Regions from separate parts of the Homo sapiens genome. Here regions 1, 3 and 4 are each linked to region 2. The links are chromatin contacts, found by Hi-C or POLR2A ChIA-PET in ENCODE. All regions are on one chromosome and are shown on one strand. The core of a region is the stretch at or near the end of the contact, and the rest is flanking DNA. Distances in the headings are between cores, read along the strand shown. Region 1 overlaps HIVEP1 (HIVEP zinc finger 1). Region 2 overlaps ADTRP (androgen dependent TFPI regulating protein). Region 3 has its middle 150 kb from the start of TMEM170B. Region 4 overlaps HIVEP1 (HIVEP zinc finger 1).

The links. A loop is a pair of places that touch in the nucleus more often than their neighbours do. ChIA-PET counts read pairs that join two places held with the same protein, here RNA polymerase II (POLR2A). Pooled maps may share reads with other maps.
Region 1: a loop to region 2 is called in a pooled map, with 2.1 times the contacts of the local background. The contact joins two enhancer-like sites. A Hi-C loop is called at or near these places in 8 of 50 pooled maps. POLR2A ChIA-PET finds 5 or more read pairs at or near these places in 2 of 52 experiments (activated T-cell and naive thymus-derived CD4-positive, alpha-beta T cell).
Region 3: a map of naive thymus-derived CD4-positive, alpha-beta T cell shows a loop between it and region 2 (3-fold over the local background). The contact joins two enhancer-like sites. A Hi-C loop is called at or near these places in 1 of 168 maps with a recorded cell type or tissue (naive thymus-derived CD4-positive, alpha-beta T cell), 1 of 37 single-sample maps with no recorded cell type and 4 of 50 pooled maps.
Region 4: a loop to region 2 is called in a map of naive thymus-derived CD4-positive, alpha-beta T cell, with 5 times the contacts of the local background. The contact joins two enhancer-like sites. A Hi-C loop is called at or near these places in 1 of 168 maps with a recorded cell type or tissue (naive thymus-derived CD4-positive, alpha-beta T cell), 11 of 37 single-sample maps with no recorded cell type and 11 of 50 pooled maps. POLR2A ChIA-PET finds 5 or more read pairs at or near these places in 1 of 52 experiments (GM12878).

The regions. Positions count from the first base shown.
Region 1 is chr6:12,147,186-12,149,885 of GRCh38, reverse strand. The region is part of intron 7 of HIVEP1 (HIVEP zinc finger 1); the gene reads right to left. Among named protein-coding and RNA genes, the nearest start is that of HIVEP1, 140 kb to the right of the region's middle. Within about 2 kb of position 1,256, at least 3 of the 41 ENCODE cell types and tissues checked have a DNase peak (open chromatin) inside an H3K27ac peak, as active enhancers do.
Region 2 is chr6:11,713,034-11,715,733 of GRCh38, reverse strand. It overlaps ADTRP (androgen dependent TFPI regulating protein), which reads left to right. Exons shown (of 6, transcript NM_032744.4): 6 at 1,222-2,211. The coding sequence ends at 1,256. Among named protein-coding and RNA genes, the nearest start is that of ADTRP, 64 kb to the left of the region's middle. RefSeq lists an enhancer at 1,209-1,358. Within about 2 kb of position 1,278, at least 4 of the 41 ENCODE cell types and tissues checked have a DNase peak (open chromatin) inside an H3K27ac peak, as active enhancers do; they include GM12878, where a contact is called at or near this core.
Region 3 is chr6:11,388,690-11,391,389 of GRCh38, reverse strand. No RefSeq gene overlaps it. Among named protein-coding and RNA genes, the nearest start is that of TMEM170B, 150 kb to the left of the region's middle. Within about 2 kb of position 1,294, at least 8 of the 41 ENCODE cell types and tissues checked have a DNase peak (open chromatin) inside an H3K27ac peak, as active enhancers do.
Region 4 is chr6:12,118,022-12,120,721 of GRCh38, reverse strand. It overlaps HIVEP1 (HIVEP zinc finger 1), which reads right to left. Exons shown (of 9, transcript NM_002114.4): 4 at 1-832. Among named protein-coding and RNA genes, the nearest start is that of HIVEP1, 110 kb to the right of the region's middle. RefSeq lists enhancers at 1,324-1,433, 1,444-1,553, 1,272-1,566, 1,584-1,633. Within about 2 kb of position 1,446, at least 3 of the 41 ENCODE cell types and tissues checked have a DNase peak (open chromatin) inside an H3K27ac peak, as active enhancers do; they include GM12878, where a contact is called at or near this core.

The DNA of each region.
Region 1 (2,700 bases), core at 7-2,506, 430 kb before region 2:
TTCAGAAGGGGTCTGTGGCCTTTCATCACATCATTTTCACATCACCCTTTAATGAACACTCTTTATCAACCAGGGACCAGGCACAATATGATGGTGAATGATAACCTGGGTATGGTGTGGTTGGCAGAGTAGAGAACAGGTCTAGGATCCTTAAAAGGAAAAGACTGAAGATAATGCTTGGAAAACACTGACATTAATTAGAAAGAAATATGGAGAAAACCTTTAGTGAAAAACAAAACAATGCACATGTAAGGGAGCAACTCAGCACAAACACAGCATAAGACCTGGGCTTTTTCCAGAACGCTATGAGCTGACGGAGATATTACCAAGTGGTAATGATGTTTAAAAAATAAGTACTATACTGGGGTGCTTTGTAGTAACACTGACTGCCTCTTAAGTGTTTAGTACATTTTGTTTAATGAATGAAAGCTCAGAGACGTTTCCTGGTGATGATTATGTTTATGCTACAGAAAAGATCAGTTAAATGACTAAGCCCCCAAATGTGTCCTATAAACCTAAAAACACAATCCTTAGGTTTCTGGCTACTGTTCTGCAAACTCTGGCAGGGGTTGTGACTTTTTAGATTTACAATCAGGTCTCCCAAATTTTGTCCTTTTTAAAAAAAGGTTTACCCCATTTTCCATGTCAGAGATCATCAAGACTCAAACATATAAGGCATGTTCTTAAATATCCTATTAGTATCAAGTATACATCACTTTCAGAAAAGCATGCTGAGTCTAATATTCCCTCTTCACATGCGGCAGGACCCCACTACTGATGTCACTACCACCCTGTTGTTAGGAAACAGGAAGTGTACCTACCAAAACAGAGAAGACAATTTTCATACTGATCAAGACTTGATGTTTCATAGTACTGGTTCCTGAAAAGACACGTGGCTCCTGATGTGGGACATTTTTCTTTCAGCACTATATTATCTAATAGTCATCTATAATCTGTTAGCATGATGAAACGACATACTTCGACTGTGTTTGGGAGAACCCAGGAAATAAAAGAGTTTCCTGGGTTATTTTGGATTTTCAGTTTTCATATAGCTAGACCAGACATCCTTCGATAACTGCAGGTGTGAAGACATAATGAAAGGTGTCTGAAAAGCCACCAAAATCACTGTTTGGAATAAAAGAGGCTGACTTTGATAACTGTTGTGGAAACTTACTGCTGGCAAAACCAGAGGATTGTCCTGAATTTCTACTGTTGACACACAGCAAATGAAATCCCGGTGTGGTTTCTAGCAGTCTGTTTGTGTAACATGACTAATATTCGAATTATGTTAGATTAAGAAGATGAGAGATGATATCAAGACCCCATGATACCACAAAAGGTTGTTCACCATTAAAAGGAAAAGACAGCAAGTTTGTGTGTTAAAATATCCCACTTTACACGATACAATGTTTTCACTTATCCTCACTGACTGGGCTAAGAAAATGGAGAATACACTGTCAGGCAGGACTCTCAAGAATGGCAGAGGCTTTACATAGTGGCTCACTTCTCAAAAGAGCTGCTGCCAAGAGCCTGCTCCCCAAGAGGGGCAGGTATCCCCTATGATGAGGGAGGTGGAGACGCATCGGGGTGTGAAGAGGATGCAGGGGGGAACCAGGCACATGAGCTCACTCGACAGTGACCAGCCCCCAGGTCTCCCTAGCTTTGTTCTGCTGGGCTGTCCACTTCAAAACTTGAAACTGTAGCACCAGAAACATTTTATTCTCCTTCATCATGTTTTAAGTCAGCCACTTCTTCTACTCCTACTGTATGTCTAATATAGTAATCATTTGCATTTTTCTTTGGAAAATAAAATTGTTAGTAAAATGAAACACTTCATAACACACTGCTCTCTTTATAACATTCTTATAGAGTTGATTGGGGCAAGGTTTTAAAACATATACAGAAGCGTTAAAGTAGGACAAGTACAGGCCTCATCTTTTACCAGAGGCTATTCTGTGGTGAAAGTTCTACACCACAGTGATCCTGGGCCAGAGCAGAAACTAATTCCAGGGGAAATAATGCTTCCTAGTTTAATAAATTGATAGCGCTATTTCCAAATTAGTCATTATACATTTATACATAGACATAAAAAACGGGATATCACAAGGGAAAATCATTTCAGACTTTCCATCCAAACTGTTAAACTCCATCTGGTGGAGAATGAGAGAGGCTGAAGTCCTGAGGTACTTCTTTTATAAAACACTCATCCACCCAGAAAAAAGGCTTTGGCTCTGTGGGAGTATTAGTATTATTGTTGCTGAATGGGATCATCCACTTAATGAAACATGCTTCTTTCTGTCATTACTGTCTAAATTCCCACTACAAAATAAAACAGCAGCAACAGCAAAAAACAAACAAACAAACAACAAACCTCAACAATGAAAATTCAAGGGTCACAGATTAAAAGCCCTATAATCTTTTGTCTCCAGAACATTTGAGAACATAACCCAGGATAAAAGTCAGATATATGTGGTCCTAAAGGGGCAATAGCTTTAAACAACTTCGGTTCAGACTTTTGTAATCAAAGAAACACTGTATGTGTCACTATTTAGAAAAATTAAAATACTCAAGAATCCTATCTAAAAAATAATAGTTTTCAAGTGTCAGAACATGAAGAAATGGGTATAAACTGACATGACAGGGGTGTTCATTGTATCCAAGCCCAGTGAATAGAGTTTAAACCTGAAATGGCAGTTCTCA
Region 2 (2,700 bases), core at 29-2,528:
CTCAAGGCCGCAGTGAGCTGAGATTGTGCCACCGTATTCCAGCCTGGGCAAAGACCTTGTCTCAAAAAAAAAAAAAAAAAAAAAAGGGAAAAACAGAAGAGAAAGAAGTAGACACACCAATGAAAACAACGTGAAATCCATAAAGCTTGATAAACAATAAGCCTCGGCTGAAGTGACTGGGGTAGTCTAGATTGATGAGGAGCAGACGAAGAAGACAGAGTTTTGATCTTGAAAATTTTGCATGAGATGAATACAAGGATAGCCATGAGGACTGCATGATCAAGAGGTGGCCATCCTAGGAAATCAGTGTAATTAAGGGGCCACAAACAGGACTTCAAGTCACCAGTCATGATAGCCTCTAAGAAGTGGAGTTCCAGCAGAATGGAATGAGTATAAGATATCTAGTGTTTACTGTTAAGGATAGAATTGATGAAGGTGGCAGGGTTTGAAGGGTGAATCATGGAATTAGGAGCATGGATTTGCTGCAGGAATACCAAGCCAGAACTACCAGGGCTGTAAGTTCTGGAATGGAGGAGAAGTTTTTAAAGTAGCATTGACAGTATTTGGCAACAAGCACAAAGGATAATGAGCTAATGAAATTTCACAAATTGCAGAGCTTACACAAAGATTTATGATCATTAAATATGGAGTACCAACTTGTTGGCTGAATAGAAGTCATTCTACAAATCTAATGCTATAATTTCAGTAGAATAATGCCCCTCTAATGAGCTTACTCAAACCTAATCCATATGCCAGTACTTTTCCACCAGGCTGATGAATTCATTTGCTAAGAGGTCACAGAATGACCCCAATTAGTTGAACATCCACCCTTCTATTTCCTCTCTAATTTGATGTGGTCTCTTCATCTCCATCTGCAAAGTCTCAAAGTTTGCTGATGGATTGTGTGTAGCCTGCAGACACTCACTCAGAGTCACAGCAATATGCTTCCTCTTAGCTATGCAGAGTACCTGAAGGCAAACAGCATCGTGGGTGCCTGGCTAACTGTGAACCCAGCACTGAGGGAGGACGGCAGAGTTGTTCTCTGCCCCTGTCATCGTGGCAGCTGTTTTTTCATAACTCCTTAAACTGCATCTTGTCACCTTGGGAAAAGTGTGTTCAACTTTCCACTGCCCCAAGTCAGAGTGAATCTCTACCCACAACAAAAATACCCATTAGGGAAAGCCTGAAGCCTGAGGTCTGTCTCTGTTCTTGTTTGTACAGGTGACATGAGGCAGCCACGGAAGAAGAGGAAGTAATTGCACACCATTTTCCAAGAACCAAGAAAGAAGAAAACACAAGAGATTTTTCTCATCTTTTTTTTTTTTTTCTGGTGGAGGGAGGTGGTGGAGGAACATAGCAAAGTAGGAGGGACAGAGAGTGATACTTAAATTTAATAAGAGGTTCGTGAAGGTAGCTTAACTTGAGAACTCTTGGTTTTTTGAAAGGTTGACTGCACATGCCAAAAACAACTCCTGCTATCTCAGAATTAATTATCTTTGACCTTCGTGGAGGATGGTCTCTGGTTAAAATCTGGCCAAAGAAACTCACATAAACTTGGTGTTAGAGAACATCTAGAGAGAGAGAGAGGAACTTAGAGTCATTTAAACTCTTCAGTTTACAGAGAAGGATGCTGAGGACCTAGATGAGAAGTTACCTGCAAAAGGCAAAAGGGTTACTTAGTGTCAGAACCAAGGCAATGACTTCTCTCTCCCAGATCTCCTAGCTACTGGTCCTGGGCCATTTTTTTTTTTTTAAATAATCCCAACTTTCTTTAAAAGACAAGCATTTCAGTAAGCTAGTTATTTTCATGGGTTGCTCATCCATTTTTTTCAGTGATCTAAAAATGTAGGGAGATGGCTACTACTGAAGTTGTCTGTCTACTTGGGATAATAGCAAATTAATTGAAGACAATGGGAAAGTAAGTTATAAAAAATACTGGGAAATCTGTTTCTCTTCTGAGCAAGCATTCAGGGCAGGTATAAACATCAAACATAGTGACATTGTCAAAACCTCTTCCATTTGAACATTGATTAATTCATCAAATAAATGGTATAGTAATAAATTTTGCTTGCAGAAGAATCTGGATGGGAAGTGATAGAATTATAAGGGCTGTTGAGATTGCTTTGCTACAAAGCACTTTTCTGAATTAGTGTGTGGTTTAACAAAGCTGATTTCCAGATGCTTAACAAGGATTCATGATCCCTGCTGTGATTTTCCTAGTGTTATTTTCCTGGCCTTTATTTGTGGGCACATTTTTTAAAGAACACAAATGGCAAATGGCTATTGGTGGGTAGACATATTTGAGTCTACTAGTATGTCACTAGGCTCATATGGGTTGGGGTGTGGACACTGAAGGAAATTGGACTTGGACTTCCCAACCTAACATTATGTAGGAGAAATCTGGTAAAAATGAGCAAGAGTGGTCTTGAAGGGTTACAGAAGAGGACAGAATATCTCAGGTGGGAAGGCAGCCTAAGGGAAGACCAGGGCAGGCACCAAGAAACCTGCTTAATTCCCACTTCTTTTTCTACTGTTCTGTTAATATGGGCCTCAAGTCTTTTCCAGTTGGAGCTGGGAATACCACCTCTTTCCCCACATCTACTGCTGCCTCTTCACTGCTCCAAGCACCTGGTCTCAGCAGGAGCTCAGAAACAGTTGCCACAGTGGAAATTCCCCAAACGTGAAGCCCTCGGGGGATCA
Region 3 (2,700 bases), core at 45-2,544, 320 kb after region 2:
AAATTATTCTAGATTCCACATATGAGTGAGAGCAGGCAGTATTTGTCTTTCTGTGCCTGGCTTATTTCACTTAGCATAATGTCTTCCATATCCATCCCTGTTGTTGCAAATTATAGGATTTCTTTCTTTTTAAGGCTAAATTGTATTCCATTGTGTGTATATACCACATTTTCTTTATCCATTCGTTCACTGATGGACACAGGAAAATTTCCTATTTTAGCTATTATAAACAGTGCTGCAGTAAACATGGGAGTACAGATATCTCTTCAACATAATTTCAAGTCCTTAGGATATATATATCCCGAAGTGGAACTGCGGCATCTATATGGAATTTTTAAAAGATTTCATTGGCCGGGCGTGATGGCTCAAGCCTGTAGTCCCAGCACTTTGGGAAGCCAAGCCGGGTGGATCACGAGGTCAGGAGTTCAAGACCATCCTGGCTAATATGGTGAAACCCCATCTCTACTAAAAAATACAAAAAAATTAGCCGGGCATGGTGGCTTGCACCTGTAATCCCAGCTACTCGGGAGTCTGAGGCAGGAGAATCACTTGAACTGGGAGGCGGAGGTTGCAGTGAGCAGAGATCATGCCACTGCACTCCAGCCTGGCAACAGAGCAAGATTCTGCAAGATTCTGTCTCAAAAAAAAAAAAAAGAAAGAAAAAAAAAAAAAGAAAAGATTTCATTGGTTGGTAAGTAATGATACATAATACATACATATTTGGTAAATAACAAATACAACAAATATGTGTTGTCGTGTAGTCTTGAGGTCATTCAGATGATGTATGTTTTGTAAAGTCTTCGTGGGTTCTGGTATGGTGCATTATGACAGATCTCAAAATTGTGTTGCTAGAGCTCAAGATTAAAAAGGACATTTTAGAGAGTTTGTGGCCAAAACAAGGCTTGCCTATCATTACAGTCTCCCAGCAGTCTCATCTAAAGTCTAAAAAAGCTCATTCACAATCCACTCAGTGTCAACAGGTGAGGGCTACTAGCTGATACTAGAGTTATCAATACCGATGATAGGCACAGCAAATGGAACCGTGCAGCTCATTAGAAGATACTTACGAACCACTTAAACTTAAGAACTTGGCTTTAGTGAGTTAAAAATGCAGAGTATGCCCTGCAAAACCAGTTTCCACTTGAGCAAGAATTTGTTAGTTCTTATCACAGCCAACCATCTTCCGGAATTTGAATGGCCCTAAACCTAATTTGGCGTTTTGGACAGGACAATAGGTACTTGCGTGACATGGTTGGGGAATAACGCACAGCTGTTTCCCATTTAGGTCACTTTGATCTATGACTGAGCCAAATACCTGGGCCTGTCCCCAGCCAAACTACACCCCAGAGGAATGAAGGAAATAGAGCAGAATTTTAGGAGCAGGGATCTCAGTACTTTTTTAATCAAGTTTTTATTCATCAAATATTTGTTGGATGCTGTAGAAGTGTTCTCAAACATTCATGTCCGTAAGATTTGCCTAGGACAGTCCCACGACCAAGACAAACAGAATTTGCAGTTGAGTCACAGAGCCTGGGAATCTACATTTAACCAGCCTCATAGGTGATTCTGATAAGAGACCTCCATGGACTACTTTGTAAAATGTTTAGTTTGGTCTCCAGAATGAATAAACAACAGTTCCCTGCCCTCTGGAGCCTCAAAGTCCAGGGAATGGAGATACACTATTGTGACATTATGTGATTAATAGAGGGCCTGGTGACAGTGAAGGAGGAAAGGAAGACTCTGTCCAGGGGATACCAAGGGGTTGCCAGAAAGACAAGGAGAAAGGGCATTCTAGGCAGGGGAACAGCCTTTACATGCCATAACCATGAGAAATTATGGAATAGGAGGGGACCGAGAGCAGCCTCAATGTTTAATAAATTAGCAGACTCAGGTATTTCTTTATAGCAACACAAATGGACTGAGACAAATGGAAGTATGGGACGAGAAGGCTGGCCCCTGGTTTAAATGGGATGAACTTATCCAGAGAAAGCAGGAGCATGAACATGTGTGGGGCCCAAGGGTGAATCACAGTTTGATGTGATGGGAAGGTGAAGGGCACTGCAGAGGTGGACAAGGCAGGAGAGAATGTAAAGAGAAGAGTGGACTGCCATTCACCAGCACAGTCATTTCAATTCTATTTTGTAGGCAACAGGAAGTTGGCAAAAGTCTTTAAGCAGAAAGTGAACATGAGAAGATATGAAGTTTGTCTATGGAAGTATCTAATATTTTGAAGATGTTCATTCAATTAATATCTCCTGAGGACCTGGTGTATTGGCCCATTCAGGCTGCTATACCAAATAACTAGGACTGAGTAACTTACAAACAACAGAAAGTGATTGCTCCCAGTAGTGGAGGCTGGAAGTCTAAGATCAAGGCGCCAGCAGATTCAGTGTCTGCTGAGGTCCCTCTTCCTCATAGATAGTGCCTTCCAGCTGGGTCTGCATGTGGTGAGAGGAGCAAAAGACTCCTTCAGGCCTCTTTTATAAGGGGACTAATTCCATTCATCAGGACACTGTCCTCATCTCCTAATCACCTCTCAAATGCCCCACTTCCTAATAATAACACCTTAAGAATTAGGTTCCAACATATGAATTTTGGGGGGGACACAAAAATCTGAACCATAGCACCTACCGTGTTCCTAACAGTGTTCTATAGAGGCTAGAAGAGGACCTCACAGCTAGGAATTGTTGTAACAGTCTG
Region 4 (2,700 bases), core at 197-2,696, 400 kb before region 2:
CCTGTGAAACCTGAACACCCCGGAAGCTGTTGATTATGTTGGTTGGATTTGGGAACAAAGTGTTCATGTTGATGATACAAATGAGAAGCTGACTGCATTGCCCCTTGCTCATTCTTCTGAGCAGCAGACATATGGACTGTGTATGAGGTACAAGAAGACTGTGATTCAGCAACCAATTCCTGTGAAGTCTGATTTGGGGCATCCATTGAACTGTTTTTTAATTTGGGAGGGGAACGTGCAGTTTTATTTGGCCTCAGTTTTTCTGTCTTAATTGCACAAGGTGAGCCCTTTTGTGACAAGGTGCTCAGTTCTGGCTCCATTGCTTTCAGTAAGACATCGAATGCAGTGTTTGTATAGGAGGGGGACGTAGTGCCACAATGAGAAGAGATGCATTCGCTATTGTCAGTCCTGGTTTTACTTGACAAGGAACTTGAGTCACATTGTTCATCGAGGTCACTGAATTTGGCAGGATCAGCGCCTTCGGATCTCCATCTACGCAGTTCAGATGGTTGCTGCAGAAACAAGGGCTTCTTTGGGGAGACAGATTCTTCAGATTTTGAGGCTTCAGCAATTATTCCAGGTGTTTCTCCATTTTGTTTGGTAAACTGCTTCCCATTTTTTACAGGAATATAATTCTGTTTCTTGTGAGACTCCGAAGCACTATGAAGAACGGCGAAAGATGACTCTTCTGTATTTTGTTTATGTTTTGCCTGAAGAGGATTTCTCAGTGGGGATTTTGGTATTTTTTTCAGGTGATTCTCAGCTACGATCTTTTTGCGTTTCACACCTTTAAGGGATTCCGAAGTTCCTTTAACACCAGCCTGTAAGATTTCTGGAAAAAACAACAACAACAACAAACAATTGGTAACATTGTACATACACCAACTATAATTTTTTGAAAATTAAGATTACTATCATAAGGACATTATGACAAGTGAAGAAAGTATTTAAGGAAAGTCTATTTTTTAAATAAAATTGCACTTCTGCATTCCGGAAATTGAACAATGATGCCAATCAAAATCTATTGAAACACTCATTCAAAGACCTAAGTGTGCATTTCTAGAATGCTTATGTTCCTTTCTTGAATAATCAACATCCTGGAACTAGATCTTTCAAAACTGAATTATCTTTCCCCTTTTCACTATCATACTTAAACAGTGCTCCATGGGGTTAAAGAAACTGGTAACTAACAAGAAGTTTTGAGCTTGTCTTACAGCACTGCAGATAAAGAAACAGCTTGTTAGAACTCCCTCTGCTTGTAACAAAACTGGTTGACTGGTTGAAGCTGGTTGGAACTGGTATGGCTGATTGGGATCTGCACAGAATAGACTTCTTGCCAGATGAGGGACTTTCTGATATCAAAGCCAGTATTTTCACCACAGGTTTCACACCAACTCCCTCCGAATTTGCAAAGGCAACCCATGAGGAAGCACGAAGAGACAACTGTGCCTGCTCAAGGGACTTTCCAAACCTCCCCTCCCTTTCCAACAATCATTAACCAACCCCAAAACTCCTCCTCCAGCATCTCCTCCTTTTATATACTGCTTTAAGCTGGTAAGGGAAGACAGAATTGAGCCCATCTCCTGCATGGCTGCCTTGCCATTAATCTTTCTCTCTATAAAAATCCAGTGATTCAGTGTTTGGCTTTTCATTGTGTGCAGACAAATGGACCTAGATTGGCTTGGTAGCAATACCTGAGGACTCTGTCTACACAACAGTCTGAGAAGGCTGGCCAAAAAGAAGAAAATTCAACCCTTTAATGCTGAGTATTTGACTGTCTTATCTCATTAAGGTTCTTTTAAAACAAACTTTTCAGCAAATTTCTAAGTATGCAAAACTGATATTTTCAGGAGAAAAGGGGCTGCTAATATAATTTCTAGAGCAGACCATAGTCAGGACAGCCATGAAGTATTGCTGATGTAGCAATTATATCAATGAACAGAAAATTATGAAACTAAAATAATCCACTTATTTGTGGTTTCTTACCAACAAAATTAAAAAGTCATAAGGTTGTAATGGGCCTTGGTTTAAAAAAAATCACCACTTTAACTCAACAAAATATTCAATGGCTATGTTTCTTTGTCATTAGCAATAGGTAGGGCAGGTAGGCAGGTAGGGAGATAGGCAGAAAGAAGGTAAAACTTATTGCAAGAGAAATGAAATCACCTTAATTTCTAGTTGTGTTGGAAATAAATCAGTATTTAAGTGACAGTGCCCACAATCTATCAACTACTGTATTTTTGAGCAATAATTACTTGCCATGATTTACTTTGGTTTCCATTTGTTGGATTGTTGGGCATATGAACAAAAAATATTCAATCGTATATTACTCTATTTGTAGAAAGCCAACTACTTAATTCTCCACTATTTTCAAATAGCTGTTGCAACGTACATATTTGAAATTCATATTAGACCAAAATGTCTACACTGTAATAACTACTTATTGAGAATAAAATTTACATTAGAAATATTCTAGTAATATTGTGACATCAGTTTATATGCTCTCATATCATAGTTTAATGAAAAAAATGCATACTATTCCATTAAAGATATATTTACCCACCATAATAAAAAAAAAAACAAAAGGGGGTCTCATAACTAAAATATTTGAGCTAAAGAACAATAGAAAAAAGTATCAGTATTATTCACTTTTACAAAATGTTGAACAAACATTTTTTTATTCTCCAATCCACTCACTCA